Regions from separate parts of the Homo sapiens genome. Here regions 1 and 2 are each linked to region 3. Evidence: chromatin loops called from intact Hi-C (ENCODE). Cell type or tissue: A673. All regions are shown on one strand.

What was found. A loop is a pair of places that touch in the nucleus more often than their neighbours do. Peaks named below come from ENCODE experiments on the same cell type or tissue, not always from the same donor. Only the 100,000 strongest peaks of a DNase experiment are listed, where the experiment ranks them.
Region 1: a loop joins it to region 3, with 2.6 times the contacts of the local background. A loop is called at or near these places in 5 of 110 quality-filtered maps.
Region 2: it touches region 3 in a loop (5-fold over the local background); 8 of 110 quality-filtered maps call a loop at or near these places.

What each region holds. Positions count from the first base shown.
Region 1 is chr6:144,580,024-144,584,023 of GRCh38, forward strand. The region is part of intron 51 of UTRN (utrophin); the gene reads left to right. Among named protein-coding and RNA genes, the nearest start is that of SNORA98, 180 kb to the left of the region's middle. In A673, a CTCF peak has its summit at 1,983 (motif pointing right); DNase peaks (open chromatin) are centred at 2,008 and 3,108; H3K4me3 peaks cover 1,310 bases; H3K27ac peaks cover 1,286 bases.
Region 2 is chr6:145,212,360-145,216,359 of GRCh38, forward strand. No RefSeq gene overlaps it. Among named protein-coding and RNA genes, the nearest start is that of TRQ-TTG4-1, 32 kb to the left of the region's middle. In A673, CTCF peaks have their summits at 2,327 (motif pointing left) and 2,532; a DNase peak (open chromatin) is centred at 2,322; H3K4me3 peaks cover 322 bases; H3K27ac peaks cover 1,755 bases.
Region 3 is chr6:144,102,901-144,106,900 of GRCh38, forward strand. No RefSeq gene overlaps it. Among named protein-coding and RNA genes, the nearest start is that of SF3B5, 9.3 kb to the left of the region's middle. In A673, a CTCF peak has its summit at 2,196 (motif pointing right); a DNase peak (open chromatin) is centred at 2,211.

The DNA of each region.
Region 1 (4,000 bases), 480 kb after region 3:
CCTTTTACTGAGTTTTTCTGAGGCAAGAGAATTTTAATTTTTTTATGGTGTTGTATATTAATGATTCTCCTTTTGTATGAGTAAACAGACATTTAAAATAGAAACTTGTTTGGAAATGGAGAGACGTTTGTTGGAGAAAATGACTGTACAGAAGCATGGCAAATCATAACAGAAAAGTTCTGGTGGCATGGTGGTGGCAGTGGTGGTGGTGGTGCTGGTGGTGCACAGTCTTTGTGCACTAAGGAAGATGGAATAAGGAGCTCCGTGTATCTTTGCTGCATGCACAGGATGTGTATGTAGAACTACTTAGCTGACACATTCGCTGTTTATACTTGCTTCATGTCTTATGACAACCAGATCCAAGGCCATGGGAGTATTTCAGGAAGATAAAGCAGTTTATTCTATGCTCAGTTTAAGGTGAATCTTGGGTGAATTTTGATAAGGATAGGTCTAAAGCACATGGAAGATGATTAACTTTTGGGAGTATGCTATGATACATGCCATTCTTTTAAGGATGGATGATGATTTGGATTTATGTATCTATGTTTCATTGCCCTGCTGCAAGGCTGTTAGGATTTATTCCCCAGCAGAAGCCTTTTGGCAAGAGAAAAGCCGATTCTTTGGAGCCCTGCAGGAGAGACAAGCTCCTTGAGAACTGAGCAGTCCAGCTCATAGAGGGTCTTAAATGCCATGCAAGTATTTATATTTTAATCCAGTGGCAATGAAGAGAAGTCATAAAGGATAGTAACAAGAGTGATGCAATGGGATTTTTGCTTTATAGGAATTTAGCTGATGGTATGAGGAATGGACTTGAACTAGACAAGAGTGACAGAAGAGAGGCCTGTTAGGATACTCATGTAGCCATCCAGGCTACAGGTAATAATTACCAGAAAGGAGACAATGGCAGGGGTAGTAGATCTAATGACTCAATAGTATACATAGACTGAGGAAGGGGAAAGGCAGATTGCCAAGTGGTGTTAGAGCCTAAGACTGGGAACATAGAAGAAAATGTCAGAGCAGGGTTGCAAGTTAGCGGGAAATGTGTGGGGATGGCAAATTTCATCTGTTTTGACTTTGTTGAAATGAAGCATTGGAGTAACATCCAGGAGGAATTGCCTGGTATGCAGTTGTCACTGTGAATCTATATTCAGATAAGAGTATTTGGCCAAAGATGCAGAAACTTTATTTTTTGCTTTTGTATGAAAGCCCATTATTGACTTCCAACTAGTTTATTAGTTCAAGTGCATTTATTCTTAATGTGCATGTTCATATTCTAAAAGATTGTTATTCTTTTAATTATATTTAAAAATTTCAGCTTTACATTTGGCATTACCAATTAATTGAAATGCTCTGATTCTTTGCTGGGTAAAATCCTGAGTTCTGCTGCCTTTCTGGAGTGGTGTTGTCATGGGTGGCTGGTTTTGCTCTCTAATAATTTACGTTTTAGGATTATTACACTTTTATCTCCTATGTTTGCTTTTAGCCTCATTTTCATCGTCTTGTTCCATAGATGCAGACTTTGATTATAGATTGTTTTAGATTTTCTCCTGTGCCCAGCTGCATGCTTAGCACTGTGTTTGAGGGGTGAATGCCTATCTCATGGGGACTTCATCTGCTGGTTCTAGGACAGGAATTATAGCTTCATACTTATTTAATAACAACTTTCTTGGCATATAATTCACATACTGTACAGTTCATTCATTTAAATTTTACAATTCATTTGTTTCTAGTCTATTCACGATTGTACGACCATCACCACAATCAAGTTAGAACATTTTCATTACCTCAGAAAGAAACCCCTTCCCTTTACTAGCAATTTCCCATTCCTCCCCGCCAATTCCCTCCCCTCTGAACAATCACTAATCTATTTCTATCTATTTGCCAAATACCTTAACATTTTATACTCTATCCTTTGAATATGTTCTCCACTTTTGGCTTTACACAGATATGGTGACATTGTTAGCCTCACCAGAGGGAGGCAGTGTAGATTCTCAGTATGGACCTGCAGGGAAAAAAGATACAGGCAGAAGTCCACAGAACACTGCCTGATGAACACAGTTCTATAAGACCCAATAAAGTCGGCAAAGCACTGCTTGATAAACACCGTTCTGTAAGACACAATATAGGACTTTAAATCGTTGTAACATGAAGGACTAAGAAAGGCAAATGAAGTAAAGGAGGAAAAACAAATACTTGAAAATACTGCATTTCTTTTAAAGAATCATGACAACATTAGACAGAGGTGAAATTGCAGCATTAGCCCGGTTACCAGTTTGAGCAGGACACTGATAATGAGCAACATCTGGGTTCTATTTCTGGCTGTGCTCTTTGACCCAGTCATTTAATCATCCAGGGTTATTTTGCACATCTCCTGATAGTACTTTACCCCAGTTGATATTTGCAATGATGTTCAGGCTGCAGTAGAGAATATGTCTCAAGTGTGTGTATATATATACACATAGAACCCCAAAATTATGTACTGGATTTTTATATGATATAATTATGGCCTCATATTTCCTATTCATAAAATTAAAACAGCTTTATGGCAAATACAATGAGATCATGAAGATGCTGTCTAAGGGGAAATGTGGCAATTTGGAATGTTCAGTAGTCAATTACAGACTTTTAATTTTTTATTCACTTAGCTGTTTAATTAGACAAATCCTAACCTATTCCATTTCTAATGGCTTTCCTTCTAGGCAGGCAGATGAGAATCCACTGGATCGCTCTGCTTTTAGGGTGTCTTAGTCATATAACCCCTGCAAGTATTTTTTGTTTTGCTTTATTTTTGTTGTTTTGTTTTGTTTTAGGTGATTTTGGGCTGAGATCTGTCTGGGGGTGATTTTTTAGCACTTAATGTATGGGCTGTTGTCATCAGAGTCAGGTGTACCCTTCTGCTCTTCTCAAGATTTATAACAGGGTCTCCTGTTCACTAATTCACAGAGCACAGCTAGAGCTGCATTTATTGGGTAGTGAACATATCCCTCTTTAGAGACGGTGAATGCTCTGTTCTCTCTTAATAGAAACCAGCTACAGGGCATGCACCGTGGTGGTGGCAGTGATATGTTGAATCCCTGTTCCCAGGGGATGTCCGCTTTCTATCTGCAGCTTTAATGTTTCACTTAATATCCTCTTTGGCTACTGAGCGCACTCCTCTCCCGCAGCCGGCAGCGCTTGGCTGCTCGACAACTTCCTTCATTTCTGGCCATGCCGGGCTGAGCAAGTGCTGCCTGTGAGCATCTGCTGGGGGGCTTTCTCTGTGGCGTTTGTCTGTGTTTTTTAAATTGAGAAGTTGAAGGAATACCAGCCTCCTTTTTCCTAGAACCTAACCCCCTGTATCTTTCAAATGCTTTCCTGGAAACGAGCATGCTCAGAGAACTGACAAATCATTGTCCAGTGACCGGGAGGAAATGATCGTTGCTCTTCATTTATAATGCAAATTCTGAGGTGTCTCCAGAAGTGTGGTAAACTTAAAATGATGGCTGTGGTGAGAACGTCTCTGCAGAAAGTTGTGGTTTTGTTGCATCGCTTACAAAGGATGGCAGTTTCTTCTCCTCGGTATCAGAAGCTCTGTAAGGTAACTGAGTGATTGAAAATAAGGATCTCGGGTGTCTGACAGTTCTACTGTTTCTCAGGCTCTAAAAACTAATCTTTCAGGTTCTTATCAAGGAAAGATTCCCTTTCTTAGTAACTGATTGTGAAAGCTGTTAAAGTGAATTGCATAATTACATTTTGTTTAAAAATCTAAAACAGGTTTTAGTTTTAGTACATAGTTTCTTTTGCAATTGACACAATCTTGTCTTCTGAGATGGGCTAGTGAAATGTTTGGAGAAAATATGATGCAAAACTACTACATTCATTAAGACCTGTTACCTCTCTGGTACTTTGCAGTATCTTAATAGTGAATGGCACATTAATCTTATGTAAATTTTAGTAAAATTAAAAGAAGAGTGCCAAATAATCTTTCAGTAGATTTTTAAAAAATGTTCCATTGTTTTAT
Region 2 (4,000 bases), 1.1 Mb after region 3:
TTTTGTAGAGATTTAGTAGAGATTTGAATTTTAGTAGAGATGGGGTTCCACCATGTTGGGCAGGCTGGTCTCAAACTTCTGATCTCAGGTGATCCACCTGTCTCGGCCTCCCAAAGTGCTGGGATTACAGGCGTGAGCCCCTGTGCCTGGCTGAGGATACAATTTTTAATGCCAAGGCTGGCAGATCACAAAGTCAGGCGTTTGAGACTAGCCTTACCAACATGGTGAAACCCCATCTCTACTAAAAAATACAAAAATTGGCTGGGTGTGGTGGCATGCGCTTGTAGTCCCAGCTACTCAGGAGGCTGAGGCAGGAAAATTGCTTGAACCCAGGAGGTGGAGGTTGCAGTGAGCCGAGATCGCACCCCTGTACTGCAGCCTGGGCGACAGAATGAGACTCAGTCTCAAAAAAAAAAAAAAAAAAAAACTATGTAAAGTGCTGTTGGTACATTTGGTACATACTAAGCTCTCACTCAATACCTGAGAGCTGTTGTTGTTAGTGTTTTTACAACTATGGCATAATTAATTAGATGAAGCAGAAGATAATAAGTTACTTACCATAACTTCAAAGTGCCTTTAGTTAAAAGCAAGGTAGGCCTGAAAGCCAGGTTCCTCCTTTTACAAAGGGTAACATGTGCAGCTTAAAATAGGATACAGTAAAAATGTTCCAGACCATTGACTCCTGGCTTTGTTTCCTTTACTTTAGAAGTTAGGCTTTGACTCTGGCAGTGTTACAGGTTTAACACAATTTGAAAAACTTCTGTATATTATGGGATGTGTGATGTGACAAAAACTAGAAAGTGTAGTTATGAATGTGTTTCAAGGATCCCATCTAAAGACTCTCTTTGCCAGATTCTAATTAGAGTTTTAAGACTGCTCAAGTTATTGTTCACTTGATTTCTTTCTACGGTACAAATGGTTACAAGCTTACCAACTCACCTGTTGCATGGTACAAATGGCAGTAAATACCATTGCTGGGAAATATCAGCTGAGAGAAAAGTCAGTCTTTCATTGGGAAGTCTGGGTAGCTGGGGCTCTGGAGGAGTTTTCTTCCACCAGAGCAGAGACAAACTTCTCTCTGAATTGATGGGCAGAGTTCTCTCTAGCCACATTTTAACTGAGGGTGTAGCTTTTCCAAGGGTCTGCTTTATGCAAGGAATCCTGTTCAAACTCCCTGGCTCTTTGGAGCCCAAGATCTTAAATTTCATGACCACCTCAATGTTAAAGCCATTGGCTGTCAGGGCCAATTTCTGGGTCTAACACTTCTATTCTCCAGCTTATCTCAACTTCACCTGAGGTTGCATTCTTTTCTTTTTCATTTGTGTCCCACGGAGATTTTTCTTTCTTCTTACAGGCCTATTTATATTTACTTTCTTTTTCAGTTATGTTTTATGTCAAGTTTCTGTTGTTTATAGTAGGAGGAGTGACTTGCTATCTCAATTCTTAATGTAAGAACTGACAGTGAAAGAACATCTGCTTTGTATTGAACTAACGTGGGCCTCTCAGTATAATTTCTCCTTGCTGGTCTTTCTGCTATATTCTGACATCACCGAAAATGTCCAGTAGAGATGGAGTGTGGTTGCCATTCTTTAGATGCTCTTCAGTTTTTCAATTACCTTAAAGTGATAGGCCCAAAGCCTAACATCCCAGGGTGTTTTAACCAATGTAAACTAAAGAACTGAACGATCCCCTCTTTTGCTCTGAATCCTATTATTCCAATGATGCAATGTGTGATTGTACAGGCACATTTTGACAGCTTTAGAAGCTATTGACCCAGAATAAGTTTAGTGAAATAAATTTGTATGTGCTGCTGTAATACAGGGTAGAATTGAAGTTTAATTTTGTCAACTGGTTTCAGTCAGTTCAAGTAGATTGAAGATGCGCATTAATTTTAATGGTTTTTGTTATCTATTTGAAGTGTTCTCGTTGGACTACGGAAAAGCGAAAATATCCACAAGTGAAATCTTTGAAACTAATTCAAAGACAACCTAATACTAAGTAAAGAAGGGCAAAACTTTACTAAAACATATTCAACATGTGGCTGACTTGGCCTTTTCACTTTTATTGGCTCAATTTATAGATTTTTTACAAAGGTCAGTGTTTTGTATTCTCTATTTCAGTTCTTCTTTTGATTTTTTTCTTCATAATTAGTCTTATGACTATACCCTTAATTTAACACACAAAATATCCAACCCACATTTTTTTTTCTCCAAATTTTTTCTTTTACCAGTGAAAATTTAACCCTACAAAATACTTAGTGATAAATTTGATATAATTCAGCAGGTTGTTGCCATTTTTTAAGAAATAGGTGGTGCATTTACTGCCACCTGGTGGAATATTTGAGACGAGAGAGAAATAGAAACTAGATTAGTAAAAAAAAAAAAAAAAACACATTAAAAATACCTAACGAGGTAAAATTTCTTCACTGAGTCAGTATACTGGTTTACCTGGAGCCATGTAAAATTAATCTGGGCCCATATGTAACTTAAATTAATCTGAACCAAAGAAAAACATGGGCTTCAATTGTATTTTCTTTGGCTAGTTATTAATTTATTGTCCCAATGTAGGAGGCAATGCTAATCTGATTATAATTCATATTTGATTGTTTAGACATGAAGGCAAATGTCAGAAAAACCTAAAAAACTAGAAAATTTTTTTCTTACGTGTTCTTTATCTTTGATTCTCTGTATTAATGTTTGTTTGTATCCCTTAGTGAATCAGCCTGATTTTGGCTTGATTCTTTCTCTCATCTGTGTTCTACAGTTTGGTCTATCTAACATCTCAACAAACCAAGACAAACCAGGTAAAATTTCCTTGCCGTTCCTCACTTCAGCTTCCGTTTCTCCCAAAGTATTCTACATTAGTTTCCTTTTTTTTTTTTTTTTATGAACAAATTGTGAAGAATCTGGTCGCAGTTTTGTGATCTTCCTGCTAAACATCTTGGGATAGCAACTTTACTTTTCATTCTCATATTACACATCTGTATAATTTCAGGGATTGACTTGTTTATGTTCAATGTTCTCTTACAATTCTGAGACTCTATGAAGTCGTGAATAAATTAATTTAAATTTAAATGAATTTGACCAGTTAAAACCCTCTACAACTGTTAATACTGTATTCAGGGCACTAAAAGCTGATAGAATTTCCCAGACTTGATATTAGATTGAACAATTAGCCTTTCCTTAAATGATGCCACAACTGTCTGGTTTATTACTTATAATTTATACCACACTTGTTTCTTTTATTTGTCTACATTTATTGAGTCTTTGTTAGCTCCTGGGGTTATAGTCATAAACAATAGGTCAGCAAACAACATTAGGAAGATAGAAATAAACAAATGATTACAGCATACCTTAGTGGTTCCTCAACTTGAATGTTTATAGAAATCACTGGCAATATTTGATAAATTTGTAGATTCCAGGGCTCTAATAGAGCCTGATTACTTGAAACAATTAAATTACTTCTGATTCAATAGGTCTAAAAGTAAAGCCATAAACCTGTATTTTTCAGAAGTATTTTAAGTAATCCTGATGCAAGTGGTAGGACATACAACACACAAGAAAACTTGATATGAAAAATGGATGTTATAAAAGTAGGTAAGCACAAGGTATAAGGGAACATAAAGAAAGTGTATTTAATTCAATTAGGAGTCAGAGAAGCTGATAAGGAGTAAACCAGGAGAAGGAATGCATTCAAAAAAGAGTCTATGATTTCAAGCAAAAGAATAAGAATTCCATGTGGGAGAGCTTGGCACTTTCAGGGGATGGCAACTAGGTCAGTATTTCTGAAAGGTACAATTTGAGGATGAAATTGACCATATATTCAGGTAAAAAGCAAGTGTCAATAAATTTAAAAGAACTAGTGTAATTGGACAAAACGTCCTGATCATAATGCAATTAATTTAGAAATCGCTAATTTATTTTACTGCTTTATATGAATGAAAATGTGAAACTCACCAGATATTTAAATAATTTTTAGGTCAAAGAAGAAATCATAAGAA
Region 3 (4,000 bases):
TAAACTTTGGAGTAGAACTAAATTTTATTCAAAGTCCCCTTTAAAACGATCGCTAAAATTTGCTAAACTTAGAAATAGATTAGGATTTTTAGCTGAAGTTAAAAGCTTAAGGGAACAGGTAGTTTTTCAATTTATAAGTTTAGCAGAGGGAGCATCAGCTTTTAAAACCTAAATAAATGCCTGAATAGTAGTTTCTACATTCCCCCAGATGATCCTTAAAGGCACTACAAAGCCTCACATTTAATGAAGTCAGCTTTCAAATAGTATGAAAACCGTGCTGCAATTTTTAATTGTAATTATATTTAATTTTTAACTTGGAGAGAGTTGTCATCTTAACTATGTTGAATTTTCTCATTGATGCACATGGTATATTTTTTCATTTATTTACTTCTTTCTTTCTTTGTCTTCTTCCTTTCCTTTCCTTTCCTTTCCTTTCCTTTCCTTTCCCTTTCCTTTCCTTTCCTTTCCTTTCCTTTCCTTTCCTTTCCTTTCCTTTCCTTTCCTTTCCTTTCCTTTGACAGAGTCTTGCTCTGTTGCTCAGGCTGGAGTGTAGTGATATGATCTCGGCTCGCTGCAACCTCCACCTCCCAGATTCAAGCAATTTCTCATGCCTCAGCCTCCCGAGTGGCTGGGATTACAGGCATGTGCCCCCATGCCTGGCTAATTTTTTTGTGTTTTTAGTAGAGACAGGGGTCACCATATTGGCCAGGCCGGTCTTGAACTCCTGGCCTCAAGGCCACCTCGGCCTCCCAAAGTGCAGGGATTACAGGCGTCAGCCACCGCAACCTGCCTAAGTCTACTTTTCTTAATGTAAAATAAAGCTGGTATAATTTTCTCCATTCATATCTTTACCATATTCTGTTAAGTTTATTCCTGGGTATCTGCCATGTATACTTATATTACACATGAATTTTAAATTATGACCTAATAAGGAATATTACAATTTCTTACACTTGTTGACAATAAAGAATTTTGGTCTGGAACCAGCAATCTTATTGGCAAGACATGCCAGGAGAGCTGTGAGAATTTCCTAACCGAAGATATTACCTCAAGTCAATCCCACCTGTTAGGTTACTTTATGTAACTATCAAATGTTGTCTTTACTAGGTGACTTTGGGGAAGGAAAAAAAGTAAACAGAAATCTTAAAAATAAAATTTTACAAATGCTGTCTTACAGTTCAGCATTTGAGTAAGGAAAAATATGCAATAAAAGATTCCATTAGAAAAGTGTATAGAATTTAAAATGTATAAAGAAAAATTACATATGTTTTAAGACAGAAAATTATATTCTGTTGGATCTGTTTTTGAAGCAAAGTCTTCCTTGTCTTTCTTGGCCTTGTGCTGCAGGCTTTAAATTTTTTAAGAAGCCATTTAACATTTTGACTAGCAAAGGCATAATCCACACATAGAGAACTATAACAAGGAACGCAGTATCTAACTTATACCATTTCTCACCCCCATCTTTAATGAGTAACCACACTGTATTAGTTTCTTGTGTATCCTTTGGGAGATTACATTCATGGATGTATAAGCAAACACAAATATGTATAGTATTTTACCCCCGTTTAAAATTCATATGGTAGCAAAATACTCACCATAATTCTCTACCTTGGTTTTTTGTGTTGGTTGTTTAATTCTGTTCTATGTTCTTTGATACATCATAGAGATCATCGCATATTAATACATAAAAGAGTTTTCTCATTCTTTTTTTCCTTGTATTATTGCCACATAATATTCCCTTGTATGAGTGTATCATACTCCCAGTAACCACCCTTTTATTGATTACCCTTTATGTTGTTTCCACTGCTGCAATGAATAACCTTGCTGCAATGACTAATACTGTACATATGTTATATTGCACATGTACAAGTATATTCGTAGGGTGAATTCCTAGTAGTGGAATTAGAGCATTATTAAAGACAATGAAACTACTGTTGTGCACACACTTAACGCAATCATGAATTTCTAACCATAGTGCTTTTCGGTGATTTTCAAATGTCTTGGATCACCAGAAATTATATTCAAATTTTATTATGATCTAAGAAAGACATGAACTTTAAGTAGAAATTAACTGAAGTCACATTTCCCTTGGTGAAAAATTATTTTAGATATCATTTCTGTCTGTAAGCAAGTATTAGGAGGACTTTCAATATGTCCAGATGTTGAAATAATGTTTCACACTAGGGGTCGCCAAAACAGTATTTAAGGCCAACAAATGGAACAATGGTTGAGAACATTTTTATAATGAGGCACCCTTGAGCTTCTCAATCACAGTAAGCAGGAACGGTGCCTTGTGAATGAGATGCTAAAAATAATACTTTGGTGTGCTGTATTTTTAAAGGCAACTAAGACTTTGATAATTTAGGAGAAAAGGAAGCAACCATTCCCTTATACTTTGGGGGCATTACACAATAAGTGGTGATGTGGAATTTAGGTGATATGGAATTTAGAGAATTTTTAAAATAAATTTGCTAGTTATAATCTTATTTTTCTGTGATTGAAAATGTCTTTATCTTCTACTTTTCTTTTTCCAACCATTGTGGGTTTCATATATCTGGGCAGATCTAGAACTCTCCATTTTTTAAGGGTTTTGCCCCTAATTGGGGATATACTACAAGGGTTAAATTTTATGTACTTTTCATATAACTTCTCTTGGGACAGATATGATTGCCATGGGCCTCCATTCTACAACTCATAAGATTTAATAGGCTGGTTCCTTTCTGTTCCTTAGTGATAACATTAAATCACAGGCCAGTGCAATTTTTAAACAATTTCTCAATGGAGAAATTTTACAAAGAAACATTGAAGCACTGTATGCATGTTCCATTTGTTACAGTAATATGAAATTTACTCTTATAATAGTATTTTTATGAGAACAAGTGTCTTAGTTCAGGCTGCTATCACAAATGCCATAAATTGGGTAACTTAACAGAAATTTATTCATCAGAGTTCTAGAGGCTGGGAAGTCCAAGATTAAGTTCCAGAAGATTTGGTGTCTGGTGAGGGTCTGCTTCCTGGTTAATAGACAGACGTCCCTTCTCTGTGTCCTCATGTGCCTGAAGGAGCATGGGAGCTCTCTTGGGCCTCTTTTATGAAGGCACTAATCCCATTCATGACAGCTCTCCTTTCATGAGCTAACCTCCCAAAGGCCGCACCTTCTAAAACCACCATCTTGGAGTTGAAATGTCAACAAATGAATTTTGGGGAGACACAAGCATTTAAACCACAGGAAATAGTTAAGAGTCACAATTTGTCATTTTCACAGTTTACCTAAGAGAGGGAAGTCATCTTTAAATATATGGTGAGAAGAGGTTTGAGGTCTAAAAAAAAGATTTAACTGAAGATTTTTTGTAACTTCAGTAAAAGGAATAAACAGGGTGCTATGATAAAGAATAATGGGGAAGAAGGAGGGGGGCACTGAGGAGAAGGTGATTGAGGGGAGGCCACTCTAGAGAGGTAACACTTGCATGTGTCCTGAGGAATGACAACAAGCCAGCTATGCCAAGAACTCTGGAAGAGCATTCCAGGCATAGAACAAAGGCACTGAAGTGGGGAGAAGTTTGAAGGACTCTAGGAACCACTAGACGGTTGGAGCCTAGTGACAGAGAAATAGTTACATTAGATGAAGTTGGACATGGAAGCAGTGGCCAGGTAATTTACAGTCTTGTTTGAATTTTTAGTCTATTGGGAAGCAAAAAAAAGTTTGAAGCCAGGGGAGCACTATGAAACCCTCATGTGCAGAACGGGGGCTTTGGGAGGGAAGAAGAGAGTGAGCTAAATACAGCCACAATCACAATCTGTGTAAAGATGCATGTACAAGACTGCCCTGTCACTTCAACCATCTCTTGCCTCGCCATTGCTCCAAACACACTGGCCAGGCATGTTTCTATCTCAGAGGCATTTTTCCTTTTTATTTCCTCTGCCTGAAATGCACTGTCTCCAGATGTCCATGTGGCAAAGGACCTTGGTTCTTTTAGGCCTTTGCTCACAATGTCACTTT